7 separate regions of the Homo sapiens genome follow, and all the other regions are linked to region 2. The links are chromatin loops, found by intact Hi-C in ENCODE. Cell type or tissue: endothelial cell of umbilical vein. All regions are shown on one strand.

The links. Hi-C counts contacts between places; a loop is a spot of excess contacts. Peaks named below come from ENCODE experiments on the same cell type or tissue, not always from the same donor. Only the 100,000 strongest peaks of a DNase experiment are listed, where the experiment ranks them.
Region 1: a loop joins it to region 2, with 5 times the contacts of the local background. A loop is called at or near these places in 2 of 110 quality-filtered maps.
Region 3: it touches region 2 in a loop (13-fold over the local background); 3 of 110 quality-filtered maps call a loop at or near these places.
Region 4: it touches region 2 in a loop (6-fold over the local background); 6 of 110 quality-filtered maps call a loop at or near these places.
Region 5: it touches region 2 in a loop (8-fold over the local background); 18 of 110 quality-filtered maps call a loop at or near these places.
Region 6: it touches region 2 in a loop (20-fold over the local background); 51 of 110 quality-filtered maps call a loop at or near these places.
Region 7: it touches region 2 in a loop (20-fold over the local background); 4 of 110 quality-filtered maps call a loop at or near these places.

The regions. Positions count from the first base shown.
Region 1 is chr20:7,397,515-7,401,514 of GRCh38, reverse strand. No RefSeq gene overlaps it. Among named protein-coding and RNA genes, the nearest start is that of MIR8062, 28 kb to the right of the region's middle. In endothelial cell of umbilical vein, no CTCF peak of the experiment used is centred here; DNase peaks (open chromatin) are centred at 1,834 and 2,204; H3K27ac peaks cover 620 bases.
Region 2 is chr20:7,857,514-7,861,513 of GRCh38, reverse strand. No RefSeq gene overlaps it. Among named protein-coding and RNA genes, the nearest start is that of HAO1, 81 kb to the left of the region's middle. RefSeq lists an enhancer at 3,912-4,000. In endothelial cell of umbilical vein, a CTCF peak has its summit at 2,011 (motif pointing right); a DNase peak (open chromatin) is centred at 2,063; H3K27ac peaks cover 811 bases.
Region 3 is chr20:6,263,689-6,267,688 of GRCh38, reverse strand. No RefSeq gene overlaps it. Among named protein-coding and RNA genes, the nearest start is that of FERMT1, 140 kb to the right of the region's middle. In endothelial cell of umbilical vein, a CTCF peak has its summit at 2,302 (motif pointing left); a DNase peak (open chromatin) is centred at 2,268; H3K27ac peaks cover 361 bases; H3K27me3 peaks cover 160 bases.
Region 4 is chr20:7,373,682-7,377,681 of GRCh38, reverse strand. No RefSeq gene overlaps it. Among named protein-coding and RNA genes, the nearest start is that of MIR8062, 4.1 kb to the right of the region's middle. In endothelial cell of umbilical vein, a CTCF peak has its summit at 1,549 (motif pointing right); no DNase peak of the experiment used is centred here.
Region 5 is chr20:7,111,935-7,115,934 of GRCh38, reverse strand. No RefSeq gene overlaps it. Among named protein-coding and RNA genes, the nearest start is that of LINC01428, 140 kb to the left of the region's middle. In endothelial cell of umbilical vein, a CTCF peak has its summit at 1,916 (motif pointing left); a DNase peak (open chromatin) is centred at 1,884.
Region 6 is chr20:6,826,781-6,830,780 of GRCh38, reverse strand. No RefSeq gene overlaps it. Among named protein-coding and RNA genes, the nearest start is that of BMP2, 61 kb to the right of the region's middle. In endothelial cell of umbilical vein, a CTCF peak has its summit at 1,796 (motif pointing left); a DNase peak (open chromatin) is centred at 1,770.
Region 7 is chr20:6,177,164-6,181,163 of GRCh38, reverse strand. No RefSeq gene overlaps it. Among named protein-coding and RNA genes, the nearest start is that of FERMT1, 56 kb to the right of the region's middle. In endothelial cell of umbilical vein, a CTCF peak has its summit at 2,449 (motif pointing left); a DNase peak (open chromatin) is centred at 2,413; H3K27me3 peaks cover 211 bases.

The sequences.
Region 1 (4,000 bases), 460 kb after region 2:
CCTCATTAACATTTCATGTGAAGATATGTGTGAGGGAGAAGGAAAAGGAGGAAAAGAGGAAGAGAGAGAGGTTGAGATTTCTGGAAAATATTTACTTAATTTTGAAATGAAATATAGATGGTGGGATTTGGATTATTCATTTCTTCTTCATAAGTTTATTAATTGCTTCCATTTTTTATAATGACCATTGCCTCATTTTTACAGAAACAATAGTCATTCTTAAAAATAATGAAAAATGTGTACCCTCCCTAGTAATAAAGCCATTACAAATTTAACAACTACCTGATATTATTTCACACTTTACATATTTGCTACTTGCCAAAAATAAGTGAAGAAATATCTGAAATTGGCAAGGTTTTAAAAACCTGGTACAATGATACAATGATATATTGCAAGTGGCAGCATAAATCATTATAATTTTATAATAGAAAATAAAACCTGGCAAAATTTCTGGAGTAGCAAACAGATATTTATATCCTCATATCCATAAGTTCATTTCCTAGAATTTATTCCACGGGAAATTACAGTAAATCAAAAATCTTCTCCATGAATGATAGTTGTTATAACAAAGCATTTGAAACAACTTTCTTTGGCTAATAAAATTAGGGAATACAAACTTAATGGGGCACTTTGCTATGATTAAAACAGGAAACCTGTGAATAAGGAAAGAATTGATAGTTCCTGGGCACTTAATTTGTACCTAGAGAGCTCAGGTGACTTTGCAAACCCTCTTATCTCCCAAAATTCATGGGTTCTACAACATTAAAATACCATTATGGGGGAATGAGTTCTAACTCATCCATAGTTCCCTGGCATGCTAGTAAATGGCAGTTTTAGAATCAAATCACATTCTAACTCCAAATTATAAACTCTTTCCACTAAAGAGTTTTTCTTACCCATAGAATTCATTTTACAAATAGATTTTTAAGTGGAATTATCTTAGTTCCAAATCAAATAGATGACAATGGCTGCCTCCACTCCACTCCATCCACTGGCTTCAACGAATCTTAGAGTACCACAAACACTATTTTAAAGATCACTACACTACGTCTTATTACATCTGAACAACGTTAAAAGGGGTTTGCTTTAATATGAAGTTTAAAATGATAGTAAAATAAAATACTGGCAGTTGCAATTCTTTCAATTGAGTAGAAATACATATAAAGACACATAGGCATGTATATCAAAACATACGTGTGTTTAAATAAGAATGGAAGCTATTTCCTGGTGGTATATTAAGCTAAGCCATGGGATCCTAGGCTGATATCTTTCATTATGTTATTCATTATCACTGATGAAGTGGTCCTCAGAACTTCATTAAACCTGCATAGATCCACTTATGTTTGTCCCAATTCAGACTTAGTTATTCATAAAATATCATTAAAGTTGTTCGCTGTATGAATGTGGGTGTTACAGCAGTGTGGGAGATATGAGAAGACTCATATATAAAATGTTTGAGATCAAAATATCTTCCTCAACATACTGTTTGGGACAGGCAGTGTGAGTTACTAACAACTTCTCCCTCCTCCTACCTTCTTGCCCATGAGAAAACTTCTACTTCTGTCATCCCTTCCCTTCATTCTACCCTAGTAAAAGCTAAAGATAATAGACACTTGCTTTCCCCACCTCCTTTGCGGACATTGTGTGAACATGTGATCACTCTTGGCCAATGAGACATGAGAAGAGAAATCTGGTGGCTCAGGGAAAAGTGCTGTCTCTGTCAAGAGGATGAGATGTGTGAAGTGTATTCTTATCTCCCTTTCTGCATGTGGAAGTTCTTTCCGTGTGGAGTGAGGCTTAAACTTACGGCAGCCATTTGACAACTGGGGAAAAGGCCAAGAGTTACAGGAAAGCTGACAAGTGTCTTCCTACAGAGTTTTCTGTGTGCAGTAAAAATAACCTTCTATTGTGAAGCTCCTTTGTACTATGGTATTCTGTTATTTGCTGCTGAAAGCATCCTAATGAAAATTGGTGAAATCTATCAGAGGTCTGAAATTCTCAACTAGAATGTATCAATTAGAAAGTATCGAGGACACCTTTTTTTGCTAATATAAATTTAATTTAGCTACTCCCAATGTGGGCTTTTTATGGTCATAAAAAATTTGCGGTAATTTCCTTCTTTTTATAATGCTTATCTCATAAGTCATGAATTTTATCTGAAGTGTGATTGTTTCCGATTATTGTGCCTTCCTCCTGATTTTCACAAGTGAAGCTGCTGTTTTCAGACTTCCTGAAAAACATGCTGGCAGTTTTCCAAGGAGCATGGCTATTAGGTCCCCAAAAGATGAAAAATTAATTCTTTCCTTTCCCTTTGCTTTCCCTCTCAGTTCGTTCTGCGCTAAGGCGGGTATTTTGAAACATACCTCAAATACTGCTGTTGTAAATCTCCTCATGTCCCACTGCAAGAATCAAATAAAATATGTGGAAAAGTGCTTTAAATGTAAGAAGACATTCTCCAAGGTGGGGGAGCTGATATTATTACTGTTGTTATATCTAAACAACATTGCCCCCATGTTAACAATGAAAAACTAAGAATGGGCAAATGATGGTACAGTCTGCCTAAATTATTTTCATAAATGAAAATAAATTTGTCCCTAAAATTGAGATAGTCTTGGTTATGACTGTAGCCTTGGGTAACATGGTCATAATAAACCCCAAATTTTGTTTTTGGTTAACAAACACTTATACAACAGTGGTTTAACCATAGCTGTATTTCAGGCACTGTTTAACATACTTAAAAGTAATAACTCTTTTAATTCTTATTATAACTTTTGAGGGAGGAACTTTTATTATTCCCATTTTAATGATAAGGAAACTGAGGCATAAATGGTTTAAGTAACTTGCCAAAGCCACACAGCTGGTAAGTGGCAGAATTGGAATGAATATAATTTTACTTTACAAAGAAAAATAAATGTATGAAGTTATTTACTAAATGTGAGAAAGTGTGAATAGGTTCACCACATGTTTCATTTTGCTTTATAGGAAAGTCTGAAAGGAAGAAAAAAAGGAGAAAAAAATCTAGTTGAAATTGTTTTATTTACCTTTTTATTTTATTTTCTTTATTTTTATTTTTATTTTATTTTAAGGGGTATAATAAGCATATTTTTCTGGAAATAACTGTACTTCATTAATGTGCACATACTGTGAAAGGGAAATTTTAAATAAAAATATCACACTATGAAAGACTCAACACTTTCTCCTCAATAAGCAGAACTGAATGCACTTACAGCAGGAATGTATTCAGCTTTCTTTTCATTTTTTTGCCTCATATGGTTAATTGCAAAACAGAGCACAAATGCTTTCTCTTCCTGAATCTATGCGTTTTTTTTTTCAATGAGACTTTGCAGTTCATCCCATCAAGGAGTGGAGTTTATTTCTTTATTTTTTAATCTAGATTTAGTCATGTGATATAGTGTTGGCCAGTGGGACATTAGAAAATCTGATGTAAGCAGAGGCTGGAAATGTGCTTGAATACTGGAGCTGCTTTTCTCTTCCAACTCTGAGGAACTCTGACTACCACCACAAAAATGAGCATCAGCTAGTCTGCTAGACAATGAGCCATATATGGTCCAGTTACTGCCTTGTCCCTATAGCCAGCTATCCAACCACAAAGCATATAAATGAAACCTTCAGCCACCAACTGACAACAAACAAATGGATACACTCTAACAACACCTTATGGAGCAGAGATAAGCAATCCTACATAAGCCCAGCCCAAAGTGCCAACTTACAGTATGTCTCAGTCTGTTCTGGCTGCTGTAACAAAAATATTATAGATTGGGTGGATTAATCAACAAATATTTATTTATCACAGTTCTGTAGGCTACAAAGTCTAAGGTCACAGTGACAGCAGATTTCTTGTCTGGTGAGGACCCATTTCCTGGTCCATAGACAATTGTCTTCTCATTGTCTGGGTACTCACATGGTGGGAGGGGTGAGTGACCTCTCTGAGATCTCTTTTATAAGGGCACTAATTCTATCTGGGAGGGCTCCACTCTTA
Region 2 (4,000 bases):
CATAGCTTCCTACAGCCTTGAACTACTGGGCTCTGGCAATCCTCCTGCTTCAGCATCCCAAGCAGCAGCTGGGACTACAAACATCAGCCACCAGGGCTGGAAAAATTGTATTTTTTGTAGAGATGGGGTCTCACTTTGTTCCCGAGGCTGGTCTCAAACTCCTGGCCTCAAGCGAATCTCCTGTCTTGGTTTCTTAAAGTGGTGAGATTATAGGCATGAGCCACTGTGCCTAGCCTTACTCTGTATAACAAATTTTGATTCTTAAAATATTCATAATGTAACCAACTATTCATATTGGACTAAAAACTTACCAATTAAGTTTCCATTATTTAAAAATATAGGATATTTGAGGCAGGAGTCACTATTCATTTTATTTTCTATATTTCCTTTTTTTTTTTTAGAACAAATTCACTTATATAAACAAATAGTGTATGAGGGTAGAATATACTTTTAATTCCATGCTTTTGAAAAATGTATTCCGGACTACAGACCATTTTAAACATTTTTTTTGATATCATCTACATACAGCAAAATTTACTCTTTCTGTTGTACAGCTCTGAGAATTTTTTCTGTGATCACACCTAAAGGAATTATAAATGCTCATACACAATTTTATATTGTTCTGTTTTGTTTCTTGAGACAGGGTTTCTCTCTGTTGCTCAGGCTGAAGTGCAGTGGTACGATTACAGCTCACTGCAGCCTTGGCCTTCTGGGCTCAAGTGATCCTCCAATCTCAGTGCCCCAAGTAGCTGGGACTACTGGTGCACACCACCACTTTCTATTTCTTAATTTTTTGTACAGATGGGGTCTTGCTATGTTTCCCAGGCTGGTCTCAAACTCTTGGGCTCAAATCCTCCTGCCTCAGCCTCTCAAAGTGCTGGGGTTACAAGTGTGAGCCACCACAGTTGGCCCAGAGTTTTTTTAAAAACATAAATTTTCCTCACTTTTGCGTAAATACCTAGAAGTAGGATTGCTGTGTCATATAGTAAATGTATATTTAGCTATATAAAGAAATTGTCAGACTTTTGTAAAGTGGTTGTGCCATTTTTTTTTATTATACTTTAAGTTCTGGGATACATGTGAAGAATGTGCAGGTTTGTTACACAGGTATACACGTATGATGGTGGTTTGCTTCACCCATCAACCCGTCATGTACATTAGGTATTTCTCTTAATGCTCTCCCTCCCCTAACCCGCCACCCCCCGACAGGCCCCAGTGTGTGATGTTTCCCGCCCTGTGTTCATGAGTTCTCATTGTTCAGCCCCTACTTATGAGTGAGAACATGAAGTGTTTGGTTTCCTGTTCTTGTGTTAGTTTGCTGAGAATGATGGTTTCCGTGCCCGGCTAAGGTTCTATAGTTTTTACTTGGGTTTATAATACATATTGAATTTTTATACAAGGTGTATAAAAATTTCACACAAGATGTGAACTATGAGTTGAGGTTACATAGTTTTTGCAAAATTGTTTCAACAAAGTTTGTTGTAAAGATTATCATTTCCCTATTGAATTGCCTTTGTACAAAGGTAGAAAAATAACAGACTCAACGTATGGGTCTATATCTGCACTCTCTAATCAGTTCCTTTGATATATGATGATTAATTTCTCAAATTCTACAGCAGGATAGCTCTTTTTTAAACCTCAAAAATGTGAAAATAATTTTCCTTATAAATAGGAGACCTGAGAGCCTTTTGTATCCTTGGCGAATTCAGCTAAACTTTCTGGGCTCTGTTTCTTTATCTGTGGAATGTGGAATTGCATTAACGGAAATCTGAAGTCCTGTTTTTTCTTTCTTTTCCTCTTCCCTTCTTTTCACTTTCCTCTTCCCCTCTTTTCACTTTCCTCTTCCCCTCTTTTCACTTTCCTCTTCCCCTCTTTTCACTTTCCTCTTCCCCTCTTTTCACTTTCCTCTTCCCCCCAGCCTTCTCAGCCCTTCTCATCCTTTCTCTCTACCTTCTTCCCCCACCCCCATATTCTTTCTCTGTCTGGTCAGTAGATGGTGCTGTGCTGCAAGACATGTATTTGCTGGTTTCTTAAAACTTTTAAATATCACATTATGTCATCTGTTAATTCTACGCCTTATGACTACACTTTGAGAGCTGATCCTTAAATTGTTAATGGAACAACGATGTTCACACCCCTCCCTCTTTGAGAAGCTAAACCCCAGGCATGAGTTGGCTACTTAAACTAGGTACACTTTTTCACTGGAAACTTTGTCAAGAGATAAAGGCCTTTGATTAAGAGGAAATATTTTTTAAAAGCAATAGTGGGTAGTGACCCTGAAAACCCCAAATGTCCTTCAGCCCCATGTGTGACATTTGAGTTGGTGTGTGTTTACCCAAGGGCAAAAAATGGATGGCCATGAAGGACATAGGATAGGAAGCCCCTTTGCTCAAAATAAAATCCCAAGGTTAATTTGTTTGTGAATCACAGAGCCAGCTGTCTGTCCTGGCCCAGTATGACTTTTGTGGTGACAGCTGTTTCTACCAAGATTTGACGAGTGGGAATGAGGGCAGAGCTGGTGGTTGCGAGATGGGATGGAAGTGGGAGATGGATTGCAAGTATGGACTCTGGTTTCTTTAAAAAGGAAACCCATGGGTTTTTACATATTCTCAATTGAACTTGTAGTTCCTTTAGTTGCGCATAATGCTTTTACTTCCCGGGAGAGAAGAGGTGGGTGTGCATGGTTAGTTGTTTCTTCATGTCCCCTTAGGTTACAGTTTAATGATGGGTGTTTCATTTTCCAAAAGTTTAGCAAACTGTGAAGGTTTCCATAAAGGGCACTATATTTGCTTGCAAAAATCCAGTCTTTATTCCTCTGGCCCCAAAACCCTGAGGTACTGTGGACTCAAGTTTCTTAGAGCCTGATTGTTAAAATACCAAATGAAAGGCACTTCTTGGGGTTTATGGCATCATCCTGGTATTTCCATGTATAAATAATAATAATGTTCATTTGATAGTGCTTTATGGTTTCGAAAAGTAATTTTACCAACATATGCAATTATGCCTTTGCTTAGAAAGTAGATATTTGAATTAGGGCATTGGAGGTCAAAGCCAGAGAAGATCAGTGAGGAAGAAACACGTAGGTTACTGATGACTTCTATCCTCATTTAGGTCTCCAATTGGGTGTTTCAAATTAACACAATTGAGCTTCTACATCCATCCCCTAGCCACTCAATTTCCTATCTCCTCCATCTGGATACATGAAAATACCATCCTTTTATTTGCTCAGCCCCCAAGCTTTGGAGTTGTCTTTGATTCTCCTCTTTCTTATTCTACACCTGAGCTACAAGCAAAACCTGTTGGAATTACCTTTAAAATACAGTGTATTCAGAATCCGAAAACTTCTCACCACCTCCATTGGTACACCCTGGTCTGATCCACTATCATCACTTACATGAATTAGGACAAAAGTTTTCTAATAGATTCCCCTGCATCAGCCCCTGTCCACACTTTAATTTAGGCACAGCAGCAATAGAAATGCTGTTAATAGGTAAATTGGACCTTGTCAAGTCTTGGCCCAGAACCCTTTAAAGGCTTTTCGTCTCACATTGAGGAAGTGCAAAGACATTACAGTGGCCTACGCAGTCCTGTGTGATGTGACCTCTTCTATACTTTGGGATCCTATTTCCTATCACTGACCCTCTCTTACTCACTCCTGTTCTCCTGACTCCTTCTCAGATGTTCCAGGGGTGCTCCTCTCTTAGGATCTATTTACTTGTTCTTTATCTTTGAATGCTCCTCCCCCAAATATGATTCTCACTCTCATATCCTTCAGATCTTGAATCAATGTCACCTTCTTACTGTGGCCTTCCCTGGCTGCTTAACTTAAAATTGGACCCTCTCTCACATTTTCTGATCCTTTCCTAGCTTAATTTTTTCTTCAGCACTTATTACAAACATAATCTGCACTTAATTTGTCTTGCTTAACTTTCTGGAATATAAATTTCATGTGGGCAGGGATTCTTGTCTATTTTATTCATTACTCTACTTCCAAAGCCCA
Region 3 (4,000 bases), 1.6 Mb after region 2:
CTCAGCCTCCCGAGCAGCTGGAACTACAGGCATGCACCATCATGCCTGCCTAATTTTGTATTTTTAGTAGAGACAGGGTTTCTCCAAATTGGTCAGGCTGTCAGGCATCTCTTACAAAAAAGGACAACCACCAGTTAGTTCTTTGCATTAGCCAAGGACAAGGCAAAAGGAAGAAGTTTGCAGGTACAGCACGAAACATTCCGGCTACAGAGAAGGAAGAACTGAGTAACAGGAGTGGTTGAAAGACTCTAGCTGGGGTTGCTTAAGATTGTCTAGCATTTCCTTTCTTGAGATTCAGGCACATTTGTTCATTCACAAAGTACCTACCAGCCTTTGCTTAGGCATTCACAATTCCCTCTTAGATTTGAAATGGAATACCAGATCTTTTTATCTCATACTACTTCTAAGCTAGTAGACAGTTGTGATGGATAAAGATTATAGATGAGTTAAAACAACAGCAAAATGTCCTCCCAGCTCCAATTCTTACTTATGAGTGGAAGGTTTAGCCAAGTCTATTAAGTCCATTTACATCTCAAATTAGATGTTACCACCCCACAGCAGCCTTCCTTGTGGCACACCAAAAGTGGGTTTCCCACCACACCCCAAGTAAACTCTATCTCAGCCCACTTACTGATTTCCTTCCTATCACTTGCCAGAATTTGCACTTTTTCACTTGTTTATTTACTTATTTTGTTTGCTGTTGTCTGAATTAGAATGTTAGAACCGTAAGAGAAAGAAATATGTGTGTTCTTATCATACTTGTGTGTATTCCCAGCACCCAGAGTCGTGTCCAGGGTATGGCAGCTGCTCAGCAGTTGAAGAATCCATGAACCTTTCTCAGCCTTTTTTTTTGCCTGTAAATCAGAGGTTTGCTGTGAGGACTGAATGAAAAAGGAAGGGCTTCTATAGCAGCCAGATCTATTCCAGCCAGCTCTGCAGTCAGGAGGCATCTTGGCTGCTGTTCTTCTAACTGGAAGTCATCATCAACAGGAGTGTCTAGAAGAGCCAAAGGCAGAGAAATCGATGTCTGCAGCCTTCATCCATCAAGTCCTAGCAATGGCTCCCTTTTTGTCTTTTTTCTAGCTTTATGTCATAATTTGCTGTCCCCAGGAGAGGATGGGACAAACAAGTAGGAGGGAGAGGCTTAGTAACAGGGTCAGGGGTGGTAAACCTCTTCTACTGCAGCCACGTGTGGCCCTCCCTTAACACTTAACATCCAGGGCAATGGTGTGCCTTAAGATATTCTTCAGCATTTCTCTGAGGGGCTTCTCTGAGATCAGATCATAACAATGAGACCTGTGGTAGTTAATTTTAGATGTCAACTTGACTAGGCTATGGTACCCAGTTGTTTGGTCAAACACAAGTCTAGATATCACTGTGAAGGTATCTCTCTTTCCCTCTCTCTCCATATATATGGGCTAGTATGTATATATATATATATATATATATATACATATATATATATATATATATATATACACACACACATATATTATTTCTTTGTGGGGCTTGAGACCAGATTATAGCAACGAGATCCATGATAGTTAATTTTAGATGTCAGCTTGGCTTGGCTATGGTACCCCATTGTTTAGTCAAAAAATAGTCTAGATGTTCTATTTTTTAAATGGTTCTGCTTTTCTGGAGAACCCTGAAACAAGATCATTGAAGCATTTCTCAAAATTTGTGATTTTTACATGGAGAGAATCTACATTTTTCACAGAGATTAAAAGCCATTTCATAATTCTTTCTTAGGAAAATGGTCAAAAACACCAGGCTATATGAGAGGAACGGTCCTCAGGAGCGATCTGTTGTAAGCGCCTTCTGGCCTCCTCAGAATCACTTAACCTAGGCTACCCCTCTGTGATTCAGAGAAAATTGAAACCACAGTTTAGAGCCTCAAAAAAGTTCATCGAGTGGGGAAATGAAGAGCTCCTCAGAGTTCTGACGCAAATGGAAAAGATTTTTTTCCACCCCCGGCTACCCCTCTGGGCCCTTTCACCACCTGGGAAAAAAAGTGGCACATGATTGAACAGCGTAAGTGTCTCTCCCTCCCTCTTGAATTCCATTTTTTAAAAATCTCTTTTCTAAAAATACAGGGAATTCTATGAATCTTTTTTCTGCTTCTGAAATATTTTCTACAGAATCTAGTACTTGCAAAGCGGTGATTATGAATGACTAAACAGTCTTGCATATATTTCTGGAATACTTGGAAATGCCTCTGTTATTTTTGGAAATGTGTGCTTGTTCAGGTTATTCCGGCAATGGGCAGCTACTGCAAACATTCTTTCGTGATAAAAAGCCTGTAGCTCCACCTACTGCTTCCTCAAAGATGACAACAGGGATTTCAGTGCTAAAAAATGAAAACTAAGATCCTCTTAAACAGTTTCATTTTCAAATTAAAGCTTATATATTTAGTTGCTTTCAGTAAAAATAATATGTCTCTACCACTGGCAAAAGATATATAGCCCATACATTAGGCATCACTAGCAAAAAGGGGGAAATAAAAGCAGTCAAGGAATGAATTGAGTATTTTGAAACATCTATCAATGTCTTTGCCAATATCTGCTGAAAAGCAAGCGAGATCAGAGAAATCTTTGGAGAATACACAACTTTGTGGAAAGAATTGACTTTAAAACATAAGCAAAATAATCACAAACATGAGGCCTGATGGTATCAGTGAATCTTATTTTGCCTGGATTTGAAGAAAATGGTGAAATGGGAGCTGTAGGCAAGAAAGAAGCAAACGAATCCAAGTCTTTAAATGTTCTTTTTAAAATGGTCCAATTCTCAACTTCCTTGTCTTTTCTCATGGCTCACTCACAGAGGATCTGGTCCAACAAACAATTTTTACTGAAATTAATTCTTTTGTTTTGACTATTTCCATTGCTACCAAACCTCCAAATCAACGCCCCTCCATTACAGCAAACTTTCCTTTCTAATTTCTAGAACCTCAATCACAATAGATTATGCTATTCTGTAAGATCAAGAAGTGCCAACAAAGAAACTTTTTTCTATTCTTTTATTCTTCCTATGAGTCTAAAATGCTTTTCAGATAAAATCTAGTTTCTTTCTACCACAGCTAATAAAATAAAACAATACCTTTCTCCTATTCGCAATTTTAAACTGTGAGGCATAGCTGACCTACAACAGAAAACTGGGAAGAACACTGAGAGCTACAACATCAGTGTTGTCCAGGGGTACAGTCTGTTTGTTGCTAAGTCTAAGGGGATTTTTTTTTTCTGCTTTCATTAATCAGACTTAACTGTTTAAAAGTATAAAGCTTTGGTTTCACAGTACTGCAACAACATATTGTAATTATATCACATCGAAATATTTTGCACCTTTAAATATTGAGAAAGGTTTTTTTCTTTTGTACAACTTTTTAATTTGATTTATTTTTAACCCTCCAGAGAAGTTGCCAGAATCAGACCAACACCTCCAAGGTACTTTTTATCCACGTCCAAATTGGGGCTAACTGAAATTGTTTCCCATTTGTTTTCTCCTTTCTCTCTAAAAGGAATTTTTTGCAACCCATTTGAGAATAAGTGGTAGACATCATGCTCCTTTACTCCTAAATATGTCAGCGTATATTTCTTAAGAGGAAGATGTTTTCTTACGTAACCATAGCACAATTATTAAAATATAGATTTAACATTGGTATAATTCTACTCTTTAACCCACAGTCCACATTCAAAGTTTACCTATTATCCCAACAATGTCCTTCAGAGCTATATTTTTTTATCCTACTCCAGGATCCAATCCAGACTCACACTTTCCATTTCATTATCATACATTTTCGGTCTCCTTTATTTTGGAGTAGTTCTTCAGCCTTCCTTTGTTTTCCATGACCTTGACATTTTTTTAGAGATTCTTTCATAGAATCTCCCCTATTTGGGGTTATGCATCCTTTGGTACAATTATCACAGAAATGATGTGTTCTTCTCAGCATATCACATCAAGAGAGATAAGAGATGCTGGCAACGATAACTTGGATCACTTG
Region 4 (4,000 bases), 480 kb after region 2:
ACATTAGGTCAAACATTCTGGGCCCTTATGTAAGGATGCCCCTGAATGAGATTAACATTTGAATAGGTAGACTGAGTAAAGCAGATTGACATCTCTAATGTGGGTGGAACTCTTCCAGTTAGTCGAAGGGGCCCTAATGGAACAAAAAAGTTAATCCTCTTGCAAATAAGAGGGAATTTCTGTTTTAGTGCTGGGACATTAGATTTTTTTCCTGCTTTCAGACTCATATTGAGACATATTTTCTTTCTGGGTCTTGAGCCCACCAGCATTTTGGACTGGAAATATACCATAAGCTCTCTTTGGTTCCCAGTTTGCCAACTGCAGATTGTCAGCCTCCGTAATCAAATAAGTCAATTTCTTATAATGAATATCTATCTATCTATTTATCTATAAATATATAATGAGTGTGTGTCTGTACATAGACACACACACATATATATGCATCAAGAGATTCAGTCTACCCATTCAAATGTTAATTTCATTCAGTAGCACCTTCATAGACATGTCCAGAATGTTTGACCTACATGCATAGAGAGATTAATTATAAGAAATTGTGTACACAGACACAAACACACATCTTATCAGTTCTATTTCTCTGGAAAAACCTAATACAGATTTCAGAATTATTTTTTATTTTGAATTAAGTGAAGTTCAGTTCCTTAGTTGGGATTTGCAGAAAAAAACTGTATAAGTTGAGAAGCATTTAGGGCTTTTTATTCTGGAATTTAAACAAGCTGATTTGAGCAGTGATTTCGTACCTCCACATGTCCTGGAATTTGAGATTGAAATTCAATGCTGCATTTGGTTTACCTGTGAAGCCTAAATCCTAATCACATTTCAATAATAGAGATGAAAATCTGGGTGGGGAAACATCATCCAACAACTGCACACAGTGTGCCAACTTTGTGTTAGATTCTGAAAGGTGCATAATGAGGAAAAGTGACCTCATGGAACACTGTACCTAGTGGGAAAGGAAGACCTTCTCCACATAAGTGCACAAGTAAATTCATAACCACAAATGTGGATACTATTTCAAGGGATTTAGTGAATTACCTGAGAGTATTTGTGATAGAGGCTTAATTGCCTCTAAATTATCAGAGAAAGCTTGTTGAGGAGGTGACAGGTAAAGTAAAATCTGAAGGACGTGGAAGAAGTGACCAAGTGAAAGGTGGAAGGAAGATTATCCTAGAACAAGAGAAAGCTTGTGGAAAGACCCTAGGGCAAAGATAGAGGGACAGAAAAAGTCATTAAGGCAACGCAACAATGGTAACTGGATATTTAATTATCAGAACAACTATTTCAGAAAGTCTATTTATTGTTGCATCTTCAATTTGCATAATTATGAATACTTATATATAAATATATTTGTATGTGTATATATAAAATAACATATACGTAAACGTTATACAAGTGTTTGAATAAAAGTTGTATGGTTTATACAATTGCTCAGCTGTTTATTCATAGATATAGTTGTAATTATTTATACACATATTTGTAAACACCAAGAAAAACCACCCTTCCTGTTTTAAATATCTTTACTGGCAATACCTGAAAATACCACCAGATGGTGATGTTTCTCCTAAAAGAATGATACTTCCTATTTTTTTTTTTTTTTTTTAAAAAAACGATATTAATTAATTCAAAATTTAATGGTGTCCTTGTCTGCTAATTCTAACATCCGAGGGAGTTTAGGATTCATTGGGAAGGATTGATTGACTCCATCATAATGAATTGTATCTTTCTGTTCTTTGCATGCCTGTAAATTGTTGGTTTAATACCAGATATTGTAAAGTTTTGCTTCCTGGGTGCTGAATATTCTTTTATTTATATTAATATGCTTGAATTTTGTTTAGGAATACAGCTGAATTACTTATTCAATAGTAATAGTTTTATCTTCCTGAGTCTTGTTTTTGAAATGTGTTAGGTGGCATGAGCACACTCAGTCTGGATCTGATTGTTTCCCATTACTAAGGCAAGATCTTTCTGTGCACTCTACACAGCGCCCCTTGAATCTTGAGGTTTTGTAACTAACCTAGCTGATGGGAATGGGCACTATTTCCAATCTCTTGTGAATCCAGTTAGACAGGACAGTGGCAATTTTTTCAGGTGGTTCTTTCCTCAGTCTCAGGTAGTTTCCTCATATACACAAACAAATCAAATACACAAGGGAACCCTCCGCAGACCTCCAGAGTCCTCGCTCTCTACATTTCTCTCCTCTCTGGTACTCTGCCCTGCCAACTTCAGCTACGTTGTTCTCTGCAGACTCTCAAATCTATTATCAATAAGGAATTTCTTGAGATTTTCCTAGGTACCCAAGGCAGCCATCTGGGGTAAATGAAACACTCATCTCATTTGACTTCCATCGCTCAGCAATCACTCGCCCTTCTTGCCTCATGTCCAGTGTCTGGCAAAATTTGTTTCATATGTTTTGTGTTTTTCAGTTGTTCTTCCTTGGCCAGAAGTAGAAGTCACTTTCTTGCTTTTTAACCAAAGATTTCAGATAACTTTTTTTTGGTGGGGGGAGTGTGTGTAATTTTAATTTTTTTTTTTTTTTTTTTTTTTTTTTTTGAGACAGAGTCTTACTCTGTCACCCAAGCTGGAGTGCAGTACCACCATCATAGCTCATTGAGGCCTGGAACTCCTGGGCTCAAGCAATCCTCCTGCCTCAGTCTCCTAAGTAGCAGGAACATATAGGTGCATGCCACTGTGCTCGGCTAATGTTTTGTTTTGTTTTGTAGAGACAGGGTCTCACTATGTTGCTCAAGCTGGTCTTGAACTCCTGGGCTCAAGTAATTCTCCTGTCCCAGCCTCCCAAACTGTTGGGGTTGCAGGTGTGAGGCACCACACCTGGAGTCTGTTATATTATTCTTAATATTGACTCATTCAAAATACACTGTGCAATTGCTCTGAACAACAATAATGCTAGGCTAGGGATATCAATGTGATCCTGTAACTGAACAAATTAAACACACAAATGTTTAGATACAGAAATAAGAAGGTAGATTTTTTTTGCTTGCAATTCACAATCATGTGCCTCATAACAACATTTAGGTCAATGATGGACTTCATATACAATGATGATCCCATGAGATTATAAGACAGTATTTTTACTGAACATTACCTATGTTTAGATATGCTTAGATACACAAATACTTACCATTGTGTTACAGTTGCCTACAGTATTCAGTACAGAAACATGCTATACACGTTTATGGCTTAGGAGCAAGAGACTATACCATATAGCCTAGAAGTACATCTAGATTTGTGTAAGTACACTTTAGGATGTTCATACAAGGGCAAAAATTACCCAACTGCACATTCCTCAGGAGGTATTATCCCCCTCATTTAGCAACAAATGACTGTAGTTTTGTTTTATTGGATTTTTCTAAATGATTATTAAAAAAACAGAATATTTTATGAAGACAAAGGTAATGACACTAAAGTGAAGGCTTCTTTAGAAGACAGGTCAAGTCACACAATTCTTTAGTTTAGAAGGTTGAAGTGGAAATATTGAGTGTTACAGACCAGAACTTCTCAACCTTTAACATATATATAAATCATGATCTTGTCAAAATGCACATTTTGGTTGCAGAGGACTTGGATGAGGCCTGAGATGCTGCATTTGTAATAAACTCTCAAAGGATACAGGTGCTCCTAAGTGATGTACTGAATTCGGCAAATAAGAGTCATCTGTGGCCTGGCACAGTGGTTCATTCCTATAGTCCCAGTACTTTGGTAGGCCAAGGGGGTGGATCATTTGAGTTCAGGAGTTCAAGATCATCCTGGCCAACATGGTGAAACCCCGTCTCTACTAAAAATACAAAAATTAGCCGGGCGCAGTGGTGCGCGCCTGTAATCCCAGCTACTTAGGAGGCTGAGGCAGGAGAATTGCTTAAGCCTGGGAGGCAGAGGTTGCAGTAAGCACCATTGCACTCCAGTCTGGGCAACAGATTGAGACCATGTCTCAAAAAAAAAAAAAAAAAGCCATGAAACAGTATGC
Region 5 (4,000 bases), 750 kb after region 2:
AGTCAAATGGACTCCTCTGTAGCAGTTCCAGAGCAAAAAAAATGGGATGAAAAGTTGAAACATTTGACTTTCAAGAGGTTTGGGCATAATATGGAAATTCCATCCACAACTCCTCTATTTACCATTCTTGGTTATAAACTAAATTTCGTCTTTTTCTGAGATTTAAGATTCCTTGTCTATGCTTGGTGTGGCCTATTTACTTTGACAACCTTGCAACAAAATCATTACTATATCAACTTTTCAGCTACTGAGGAAAAAGCCAAAAAAAAAAAAAAACTTATAAACTGTTGTACGAATGTAGCCTTGTGAATGTGGGAAGTGTGAAATACAACTTTTTGACAGCTGTAAAATTGTCCCATAATGAAAATAGGGGGACCTATAATTTAGTTTTATATTTTTCACATTAACAATAGCACGAGTAGCTAAAAATATAGTTTAAGTCATCCAAGTAGTACTTCTCAATATTATGTCTGGGTTAAAAAAATTCAGGTTTGTGTTTGGCTAGGTTAATATAAACAACCATATAATAATTTCGTTTCACAGCCCATCCCGTATTTACAACACAAATGCAGACAGAGTTTATGAAGTCAGACTTCTCTAGAAAACCATCTGAATAATACAAGAGCCATAATTCAACAAAATACCAAAGAATGTATTATTTCTGGTACTCTCAACTGTTCTCTAAACAATATGGTTAGGTGTAGAACAAGGTTTTTATTTTTCTCTAATTGATCTGTATGTATATTTGAAATTTTATGGAACTATAAATAGATAAAGAAAAGTGAACAGCTCAATTGATTTTCACAAACTGAACACTTCCATGTATCCTGTTCCCAGGTTAAAAAAAAAAAAAAAAAGCAACAGGAATATCCCAAGAAGCCTCTTTGGAATCCCTTCAATTTACTACTCCACTCCCCACAACCAAAGCTTCAAAGGTAAATCTCTCACACGTTGATTAGTTTCACTCAATTCTGAATGTTTTATGAATTGAATAAAGGGTAGTGGATTCTAACAATCAACTCACATGTTTAAGTATATTTCCAACTCCAGGACAGAAAATTCCATGGTAATATTCCAATGTTAAAATGATGCAATTTAAATATGCAAAACATAGCCTACAACTTTGATCGGAATAAAAGTCATGACCATGGAGTATGTATTTATGCAAGAAATCTTGGATCGCCTTCTGTCCCAGACAAGATCCTAAGTTATACATAATTGTTGAAGGGATAATAATAATAAATGATTATTGATCTTCCCTGCGTTAGACATGATTCTAAGTATTGATGGGATATATCATTTAATTGTTAAAATAACACTATCTGCTTGGACTCTGTTTCACAGAGAAAACAAACAGGAGGTAACTTACCCAAGACCACTCAGCTAGGATGTGGTGGAGGGAAATGTGGCTTCAAAGTCTGCACATTTAATTTCTAAACCAAAACTTTTTCCATAATATAGGTATCTCTTTACCTTCCCACAGGCAATGCTTCTAATGCAACCACTGAAGAAGAACAAGACTCATAACTTGTGAACACACCTGTTAAGATAATTAAGCAGACGCTGAATGCCCTTTTGTCTCTGTGAAAGTATGGAACTCTAAGAAAGTGGAGCAAACAAACTGGTGTCAACTGTGGAAGGCTTAAAGCTTTCGTCCCTGGAACCTCTATTTAATAGAGTGGAGCAGTCTTATGAGGAAGAGTTAGGTGATAGAGAAAATCATATTAAAGCTAGGAATAAATAAAACTGCACATATTCACATATTTGTAGATCAGTTCTCAGTTACAGGAGATTCTCCCGCAGGGGATATTTCACAGTGTCTGGAGACTTCTGTGTGGTCCCAACGGCGGGGGAGGGTGGATGAAGTAGAGTGGTGATGAGGGAATGGTTGTGTGCCATCTAGTGGGGAGAGGCCAGGGATGTGGTAAACATCCTGCAATGCACAGGACAGCCTCCCATAGCAAAGAAGTATTCAGTCTCGAAATCAGTCGTGCCGAGGTTGAAAACTCCTGAGCTAGACAATGGCTTGGAATTGAAGTCTTCCTACGTTTCTGAATTTTATCCTATGCGGAATAGTGGAACAAGGAGGAAATTTACAGCGAAACAGGCCTGAGTGTGGGCCTAGTGTGTGTCATTGCTGTAGATGAGACTGATGACCACGTTGGACCACCTGCTTTTATGGGGAAAAGACGACAAGCAAGACTCACCTCACGAAGGCATCTAATATAGGGCAGGACCTGTCACTATCCTAGGTGCTGAGAACTTTTCTTATAAGTCTGGATTATAGGATCCTAATTTCTTAAAGAATGAATGGCTAGTGGATAGTAGTTTGTTTTTTTTTTTTTTTTTGACATTTTAGCAGTTTGAAATAAAAATACAAGACAGTTTCCCAAATGAAGTTTAACTTAGCAGAAAAACAATTTAGTTATCAGAATAATTTTTATGCTAAGCACTCTGGTTGGGTGGTAGAAAATATGTTAATCAGATTCCTACTTCGTAGGCAAAGTAATTCGGAAGCATCAACTAAATGCTGTTGTCTCCCCAGAGTTTCCCAAACCTTCGAATACATTAAAATCTCTGTGGGTTTTGGTGAAGGGCAGGTCCTGATTCTGCAAGTCTGGTGCAGGACCTGAGATTCTGGCATTTCTGACAAGCTTCCAGGGTGTATCTCTGCTGCCACTGGTCCTGGGTTTCCCTTTACGTGGTGAACCTCTGAGCTATACAGAATTGTTAAAGCACAGAAAAATAAATGACAATGCTCTTTGAAATACACACGGAAGCTGTAACAATAGTCATTTAGTTTACATAACAGTCGAATACAATAAATAAATGCTAGGCTCCCTCTGGGTAATAAAGCTCAACTTCCTAGACTTATTCCGAAACAATTAAGAAAACAGGTTGAAGATCTTTTAGTTGCAGTGGGGAGATTGAAAAGGATAAAGGCAGATATTAAATCCAAGATTTCTTAGATAGAGCCTGATCATCAGCTTAGGGCTCTGTACTCCTCTGAAGCAAACTGGGCCTAGGATTGCAATGCAGTTTTTGTGAAGTAGTTGAACTTAAGGGATCTCATCATTACTTAAAGCCTCAGACAAGAGGAAGCCCAGAGCTCTATAATGAAAACATTCTGTGGCTGCTGAGGCCCCTAAACTCTGCAAGGAATAGATTACTGTCAGGGGATGTGTCAAAGAGTTTATGTTTAGGGCAATGGAATTACTGTACTTAATAAAGTCTCAAAGGGCTAGCGGTTGACTCTTAAAATTACTGGGGAGACTTTAAAGCTTCATAAGGAAGAAAGGATGGAATGTTAAAAGGACAGAGGCCTATGTAAACCTGGTTAACGTTTTATCACCTGCTGAAACTCTAAACAGGGTCCACAGACAGTCCTCAGAGATCTGCAGATTCCTCCAGCTGGCACATGCGCACACATAGGTTTCTAAGAACTGAATTCATACATTTCATTAGGGTATCAGGATGGTCAGGATAGATCTGCATGTCTCCAGCTTTCTCCTCCTTTTGTAAGTTCTGTGGTTCTAGCTAATGACAACTAACTAATCAAACCATTCCAACTCCTACTGCTCTCCCGCTCCTGGAACATGTTAACTACCAAATTTCCATTCTCACTGCAAATATCTCCAGGATTCTGCGCCATGGCTTGTAAATTCTCTAAATATTAAGCATGTCAGACCACTCTGAGGCACCCCTATCCATGCTCCTCCAGAATCTTGGACTTTGTAACGCCACTTGCTCAGTAAGTGTAGATAAGTGGAAGGATAAAGCCATCATGGATTGGCAAGTTTCACAAGAATGACACGATATGGACACTGACATGTCCTCTCATCTTCCATCCTTAAACTCTTGTTACTGCACCTAAGAAAAACAGACTTTTCCTATTTGAAACAAACTTTATATACAAGAGGTGGAAGTATTTTATTGAGAACTTGAATTAAAAATGATATTTAACTATAAAAACATTAAACATTTTTTGTCTCTTCTCACA
Region 6 (4,000 bases), 1.0 Mb after region 2:
TGGGGACAGGTTCGAACTGTAAAATGTGTGGGCCAGGTAGACTTAATTAAGAAGGCAGCATTTGAACAAAGATGGAAAGATGGTAAGAAATTCTATCGTCTGCATATTTGGAGAACGAGCAGTCCAGGAAGAGCACATAGGCAATGCAAAGACCCTAGTGTATTCAAGACATAACAAGAAAGCTAGTTTCTTAGTTTGAATGAATAAAAGGAGAACAGGAGGAAACAAGGTCAGAAGTAAAGGGGTCAGATGATATAGGGCCCTGGAGATGGTGGTAGGATATTGGCTTTTCTCTGAAATAGATGGGTGAAGAGCCTGACTATCAGGCTGGAAATCAGCACATGAATAAGCGATAATCATTTAGTTATTATTATTATTATCATCAAATATTCTATAGGGTCTCCAAGGCGGGATCATTACCCTACTTAACATAAGTAAGTGGAAATGAAATTTTTGTGACTTGCCCGAATTTGAAATGTCAGCTATCGGCAAAACCAAAGTCATAGCCTGATTTCTTATAATGCGCTTTCTTTAGGTGGTAATATAAATAGTTTCCCATCTTCTCAATAATATGACAAGTCGTTTGTCTTAGAGTATGTGTGAAGTGAGAACAGGCCTCATGGATGGCTGGAGTGGCATCTCAGGAAACTGCAAGCAATTCAGATTCCAAGTGGGATGGGAGGCACTAGGTTTCCATAAAATGCTCATACACTTGCTTTCAGAGAAACATGAAGGGATAATTTTCACAGTTCCCCCACTAAGGCTGTGCCTGTAAGCATATCCTCCCACTTGTGGATTTATTTGCCTTGGTGCACTGTGATGTCTGAGGCCTAACTGAATTGTCTGTAAGGTAGTTCTGTACTCAGAGTAGACTACAGGGGGAGCTCATCCTACTAATTTATGGCTTGTCTCATGCACAACCTGCAAAGGATGTTCTTCTAAGGGTCTACATCCCTATGGAGCAGATGTTTCCTCAAGAACACTCACTCCCAGCTGAGCTTTCCTCAAATAACCTTGCTCCTTGGACCTGAAAGACAGCTCTAGTCCCTCATTGTACATGTGACAAGCCCAAGCATGCCTGCTCTGCCATATAGTATCTATCATGATGCTAGTCCTGAAATTACACAAAGGCAATTACAGGGGGACAATGTCTCATCTCTGAGATGGAATCTGCAAAGATATAGGACTCCTCCCCAACCAGGTGGCAGTCAATGCCAGTGAATCCGACTACAGCAGCTGCCAGCTTAACAAAAAAACAAACAAACAAACAAACAAAGAAAAAAAAAGAAAAAAAAAACAGTGATATCTCTCTTTCTTTCATATTGGCAAACAACCCCTGTCATCTCCTCCTAGCTTTCTGATAGCCCACTTAATGGGTCAAATTAGTTGGCTCTTGCTAAGTCTTCTAGTAAAAAATTATTCTTTGCCACTTGTTTTCAGAGTTGCTTTAAGAGGCCCATAGGGGCAGGCAAGTCAGAAAATGAGAACTCTTTAACAAACAAGGGCAAACCTCCCTGTCCCTGATGTAGAGGAAAAGACCTACAGGCTATTAAAAGGACCTCCCTCTGATTAATAAGAGTATTGACCTCTGGTCTAAATCAATTTTTGTGGAAGAAAGAAAATGGACTCTTGGAGAGGTAGGACAGAGTGGTAAAGCACTTAAAAAAAAATAAATAGCAGTCATTTCCCTTCTGCATACACTGTGTACACTGGCATGCTACCCTTCCTAGTGATCTGCAGAGATTCTGACCTGGGGTTTTCCATTCTATTGCACTCGCTGTTGCCACCTGCTGGTGACATATCATGATTGACATACATACATAGTTGGGGGAGGAATTTTTATGGGAAGCACAAATTGCAAACTTAAGGCCACATCAATAGTCTTTATTCCCTGGGGACTCAGTCTTTCTGGAGATGGGAAAATATGTGTCCAGAAAGCAAAAGAAGAGGATGCTACTTATACTTTCCCTTCAAGAAGTTCAATATGTTTCAGTCCTATTATTCCACCAACACAAGAGATTCCTTTACTATCTTTCTATGGGGCAAGTTGGGCATGTATCCTCGTGACCACTACAGATGTGCTATCTTAATCGTGTATGTTGAAGACTAAATGTTTTCAGTGTAATAGAACTTGACCTCAAATAGAAGATTGCTTTTAGTTTCCCTTAAGCAAACACGGAAGGCAAAAGAGAAACCCCCCTGCCTGTTTCAAGGTGCCTGGAGCTGAGAGGTTGCAGCACATCCCATCATTTATGAAAGAGCTCTCAGAAGTATACAGCCCTACGTTCCCAGAAAACCTCAAGGTAAGCAAGTTGTTTGAAGTAAAGCAAGTCTATTTTTTAAAGGCCCATGTCGAGCTGTAATTTGCTGAGGAATAAGAAATGAAAATACGTTTCCTTAGATTTCTCCACACTCATAAATAGCCAATACCATAGTGCATGTTTCCTTGGAAATTCAGACACATTCAAAGCCACGGTGCATAGCTATACATGTTTAACTTGTAAATTTATTGTGATAGAATAGGAAGGTTTAAAATGAAAATACACCAAGTATCAGGAAGTTCAAGAGTTAAAGTCCCCACAGCAACCTTAACACACACTCTCAGTGTATAAATGTCACATCATAAAGAAGTTTAAGAAATTTTCTTCAGTAGTAATGTCCAGTATTGAATATTCCCAGTATGGACAACTTAACACCTATATGTATTCCCATTATGTGTTCTAATTTTTAAAGGGAATTGTGTTTTAATGTAGATATTCATATTTCATTCATTCATTTCATTCATTCATGCCCTGGGTCTTGTCTCTTCTCAATAAATTTTATTTAGGTTATCCCATCCAGTTCCACAGCTTTAAATGCTACCTATATTTGAGATATTCTCTCTCTCTCTCTTTTTTTATTTTAGAAGCAGAGTCTGACTTTGTAGCCCAGGGTAGAGTGTAGTGGTGCGATCACAGCTCACTGCAGCCCCGAACTTCCGGGCTGAAGCAATTCTTCCACCTCAGCCTCCCTAGTAATTAGGACAACAAGCAGTTGCCACCACACCTATTTATTTTTATTTTTATTTTTTGTAGAGACAGGGTGTTGCAATACTTTCCAGGCTGGCCTTGAACTCCTAGCCTCAAGCAATCTGCCTCACTTGGATGCCAAAAGTGCTACGATTACAGGCATGAGCCTCTACACCTGGCCCTAGTGATTATTAAATCCATTTCTCCATTCCTAATTTATCCCCATAATTTTGGAATCATAGCCAATTGCCAACTGTCATCTCTATTGAAAAAAGGGTCTACTTCTGGGGCCACTTGTGTAGCTGTTGGCAGGCCTCCATTTCTTGCTGGCTGTTGATCCTTGCCACACAGGCCTCTCCTTAAGGTAGCTCAAAACTTAGGAGCTTGTTTCTTTCAGAGCAAGAGATCCAAGAAAGAGAGAGACCAAGATGGAAGTCATAGCCTTTATAACCTAGTCTCAGAAGCAGCAGACCATCACTTCTGCTGTACTCTATTGGTTACATTGAGACTAACCCTGGTAAAATGCAGAAGACTTCCAAAGGGTGTAAATACCAAAAGGAGAGAATCACTGAGGGCAAATATGGAAGTTAGCTATCATAGAATCATAGCTCCAGTCTTCACCCTCTATTGCCTGGATACCTGAAATTGCCTTCTATTCCATCTTTCTGCTTCTCTCCTTGCCATCTATTAACCACTCAGCAGCCAGAACTATCTTTTTTAAAACATAAATTATTCTTGTACTTAAAACCTACAATGGCTCCCCATTGCACTTAAAATAAGATCCAATCTCTTAATCTGGTTCCTGCCCAGCTGTCAACCTCATGTTCCCTCACTGCCAACACTGTGGGTATACTTCTGTTCCTCCAGCAAACCAGATTGTGTTCATTTTCCTTTGAAAGATTTAGGTCACAGCTTAAATATGAAGTCTAGAAGAACGAGCCCAAACTATCCCCTCAAAAGTATTCACTCAGCCACTACCATACCCAATTGTC
Region 7 (4,000 bases), 1.7 Mb after region 2:
TACAACTTTCACTATTTTACATAACTAAAGTGGAGCAGCTGCAGGATCAGTTAATTCAAGGCTCAATCACATCATAACCCTCAAAGTCTGAGATTATCCTGGATTTCCCTCATAGTCACAAAATGGCTGCTGAAGCTCTGCTAACACATTCCCACTTGGCAATATCCAGAGATAGGAATATAAGCATATCTTTTTCTCTGCTCCCCTTTTAAGATCAAAGAAAACATGTCCAGATGCTCTCCAGCTGACTTCTTTTCAGTGCTATTGACAAGAATTGGGTCACATTCTATTCTTAAATCACTCACTAGAAATGAGAATAAAACTATCACTATTGGCTTGAATTTAACAAGATTCACCCTTGGGGACCAGAATGGACTGAAGCCCATAGCCACCTGATACATGAATAAAGTGTGTTCTCTTAAAAAAAGAGGAAGTGGCAACTGCTGATAGGCAACAAACACATTATGTAAAGAAAAGAGGACTATTTGCACTACCAAGTGAAAAGAGGTGCCGTCTCGGGTAAGGTTTCTGGAAGCAGTCTGAGACATGATCTATTGCAGGTGGGCTCTCAGGGAAAGGGGAGTGGGAAAAGCAGGATGGAGTAGGAATCGTGTTACGCAAGTAGGAGGTAGTCTCAGCTGGACTTTACTTTCAGCCTGATTTCATGGGGAACCTTGGAGTGTGCGTAATATCACAAAATTGTTTCTACCTTTGGGCAAAGGACCAACATTTTGTATCCCATTTTCAGTCTGTCATTGTCTGAATTGCTGGATGCCCCAATTTTGGTTTCTGCCCAAAAAAAAAAGATGAAGTAACTTCCTTCAATGGGGGACAATTCTCTGGAGAAAGAAGCAACTATGTGTCACTAGGCATCAACTTGTACATATGAGGATGTGTGCCCCAGTCCAGTAGAAGGGATCTGGGTGGAGCACTAACAGTATCTGCCATAGATTTTCTCACTGAAAATAGACCTGAGGACTGAAAAACTTAACCGGCTTCTAGAATGGCACTCTCCTCAAGATGCTTGGCACACTGAGCCATTCTGGTCTCTCCTGTAGCAGGACAATTACAGAAAGTGTGGTCAACCCAGGCCACTGAGCAAAATATCTGTGTTTCCTCTGAAGGAGCCCAAATCTACTACTATGTTCTAAGGTCCAGCAGTTAGCTCCCATGGTGCAGCCTGAGTTTCAGATACAGCTTCTAGAGCGTTTACCGGACATGGAACCCAAGATGAAAAGCATCACATATTCATACCTGCCCTGCTGCATTCTCTGGAAGGTGCTGCAAGCCACACAGTCAAGCTAACAAGCTCCTGAAACTGCTGGTTCTGACAGAGCCTTGTGGGTCTGAGTGGTCTCATCCTTGGGACAAAAGCAACTGAACTTGGAATGTTGCTTGCTTTTATCCAGTGGTGTCAGGCTGAAGTGAGGTCAAGATGCATCTCCCAGAACCTGTGGCCCAGTCTGAGACCCATGGTGTTTCACTCAATCCACACACTTTTAACAAACTTTCCACTGCCAGCAATCTGATAGGAAAAGGTTAAGCAAGTCTGCCGCTTTCAGATTTCACTCCAGATTTCCTCTGGGTTGAAGAGGGCCAAGTTACAATAATTCCTCCTTTTCACTAGAAATGGAAAGAGTTTAGAGAATACCGAGACAATGAACAAGTCTTTCCAAATAATCTATTTTTAAAATTGCAGGCAGAATTGCAATGTACAGATTAATTTCCTCCTAAAATATAGATGGAGTTTGAAAATAGGAAGAAAGGAAGCCTAAACAAATCAATTTTGGCAGAAGTTAAAACATTCGAAAACAACTTGAATATTCTAGCTGCCCTCTAGCAGGAAATGGAAAAAATGTGAAAGCCTACTAACAATTAATATTAGAGAAGTCAGTGCTTCTAATAAGAATACACACACACACACACTATATATATATATATATATATATATATATATATATATATATATATATATATATAGAGAGAGAGAGAGAGAGAGAGAGAGAGAGAGAGAGAGAGAGTGTCTTGTATTTTATTTTCCTGCATTTGTGTCCTATCCCTTTTATATATAGTAAGCTTTTTTCCAGGAAGGTTTGATTCAGGCTCACTTTCATATACCCACTTCTACCCCTGTGTCTTGCACACAGAAGGCACTCAATCAGTATTTGTTGAATTTATGAGTAAATAAAACAGCAGAAATTTAGTTAAACCATTTTATGATCTGCTACCATCATCATTAATAGCACAACTTATCACTTACCCAACTTTAAAAAAAATTGGAACAAGTCCTCTTAACACTTTAGCACCTTATGTATAAATGACTTGCCAAAAACAAACTGAACTGCAAAGCCTTTAAAAGCAAAATCTGTTCCCTAATGCACTTCAATATCCGCAAATAATTCTGAGGGTAGAGAAATTCGTTGCATAAGGATGCCCTCTGCTGGAAAACACTTTTCCATGAAGCACAAAGGACGAACTTGCTTCATGGGTTCACCTACACTTCACATTTCCTTACCAAAGGAGAAAAAGGCCCACAGAGCCTAAATCTGAAACCCTAATGTGTCAAAAGGCTTGTAAACACTGAGGAGTAATCTTAGAATGCCATTGTTCTCATTTTAGGTAGAGTCATTTCAAAGTAAGGCACAAGAAGAAAGAAATCTTAAAAGATAAACTTCAGAAAGGTGTTCAGGTCCTAGCACTCAGAACATTTCATATGTGCTCAATTTTATCCCATCAATCCTGCCTTTTGAGACTGTTTTTCAGGATTTGTTTAGGATCAGAAGCACTAAGTCCAGTCTCTTGGTTGAATTTCATCTACAGAAATTATATCCTGATATTTTTCCTTATATTTCAGGAGATTGCTCACCTTCTGGCCCAATCTGATCTTAGTAATGCTAAAAGCAGACTAATTATTGACTTTTAAAATCTAGATAGCCCCTTTATTTCTTGTTCTCCCTCTCTTCTCCATCCTCCTTCTGTGTCTCTGTATTCTAGTTGGTTGTTTTATGTCCCATAAATTAATGTTTCTAGGAAGCCTCCTTTGGGGAAGCTGTTCATCTTTTACTGTTCTGCAAGGACACTGAGAAATTCTCTCCTATTAGACTTTGACATCAGTAGCATATGAAGGGTTAAAACCAACAGCCCAGCAGCCATAGCACTAACCAAAAGAGTAGGGGGCAGGAACCACAGGAAGTGCTGACATGGACGTGTCAGAAGTGGCTGGAATGGATAATTTCTTACTTGGAAACAAGTTCTGAGGTTCAGTTAAAACTCTCATTTTCACCTTTGCAATTTGGATTGGAGCAAATAACTGAAGAATAGTCAGCTAGTCTTTAGGATGGGAATAGTGCCTCAGGAGTACCCTTCTAGGAAAAAAGAGGGTCTGTAATGCAAGAACTCAAGTGCCCTTTTTCCCATCTCTCTCATCTCCTATCCTTCGGAACCTTCCTCCTGAGGATGCTCTGACTCTAGCCCACCCACCAATCCCCCTCAGCCCAGTTCCTTGGGAAAGTAAACCCCAGAGTTGCTTGCAAATCTCACAGAGAAGGTGTTCAAATTTTAGTTTAGCTAAGCTGGTGTGATGGTTAACACTGAGTGTCAACTTGATTGGATTGAAGGATGAAAAGTATTGATCCTGGGTGTGTCTGTGAGGGTGTTGCCAAAGGAGATTAACATTTGAGTCAGTGGGCTGGGAAAAGCAGATCCACCCTTAATCTGGGTAGGCACCATCTAATCAGCTGCCAGCATAGCTAGAATATAAAGCAAGCAGAAAAACATGAAAAGACTAGACTGGCCAAGCCTCCCAGCCTACATCTTTCTCTCGTGCTGGATGCTTCCTGCCCTCAAATATTGGACTCCAAGTTCTTCAGTTTTGGGACTCAGACTGACGCTCCTTGCTTCTCAGCTTATAGATGGCCTATTGTGGGACCTTGTGATTGTGCGAGTTAATTCTTAATAAACTCCCCTTCATATATATATATTTCATTAGTTCTGTCCCTCT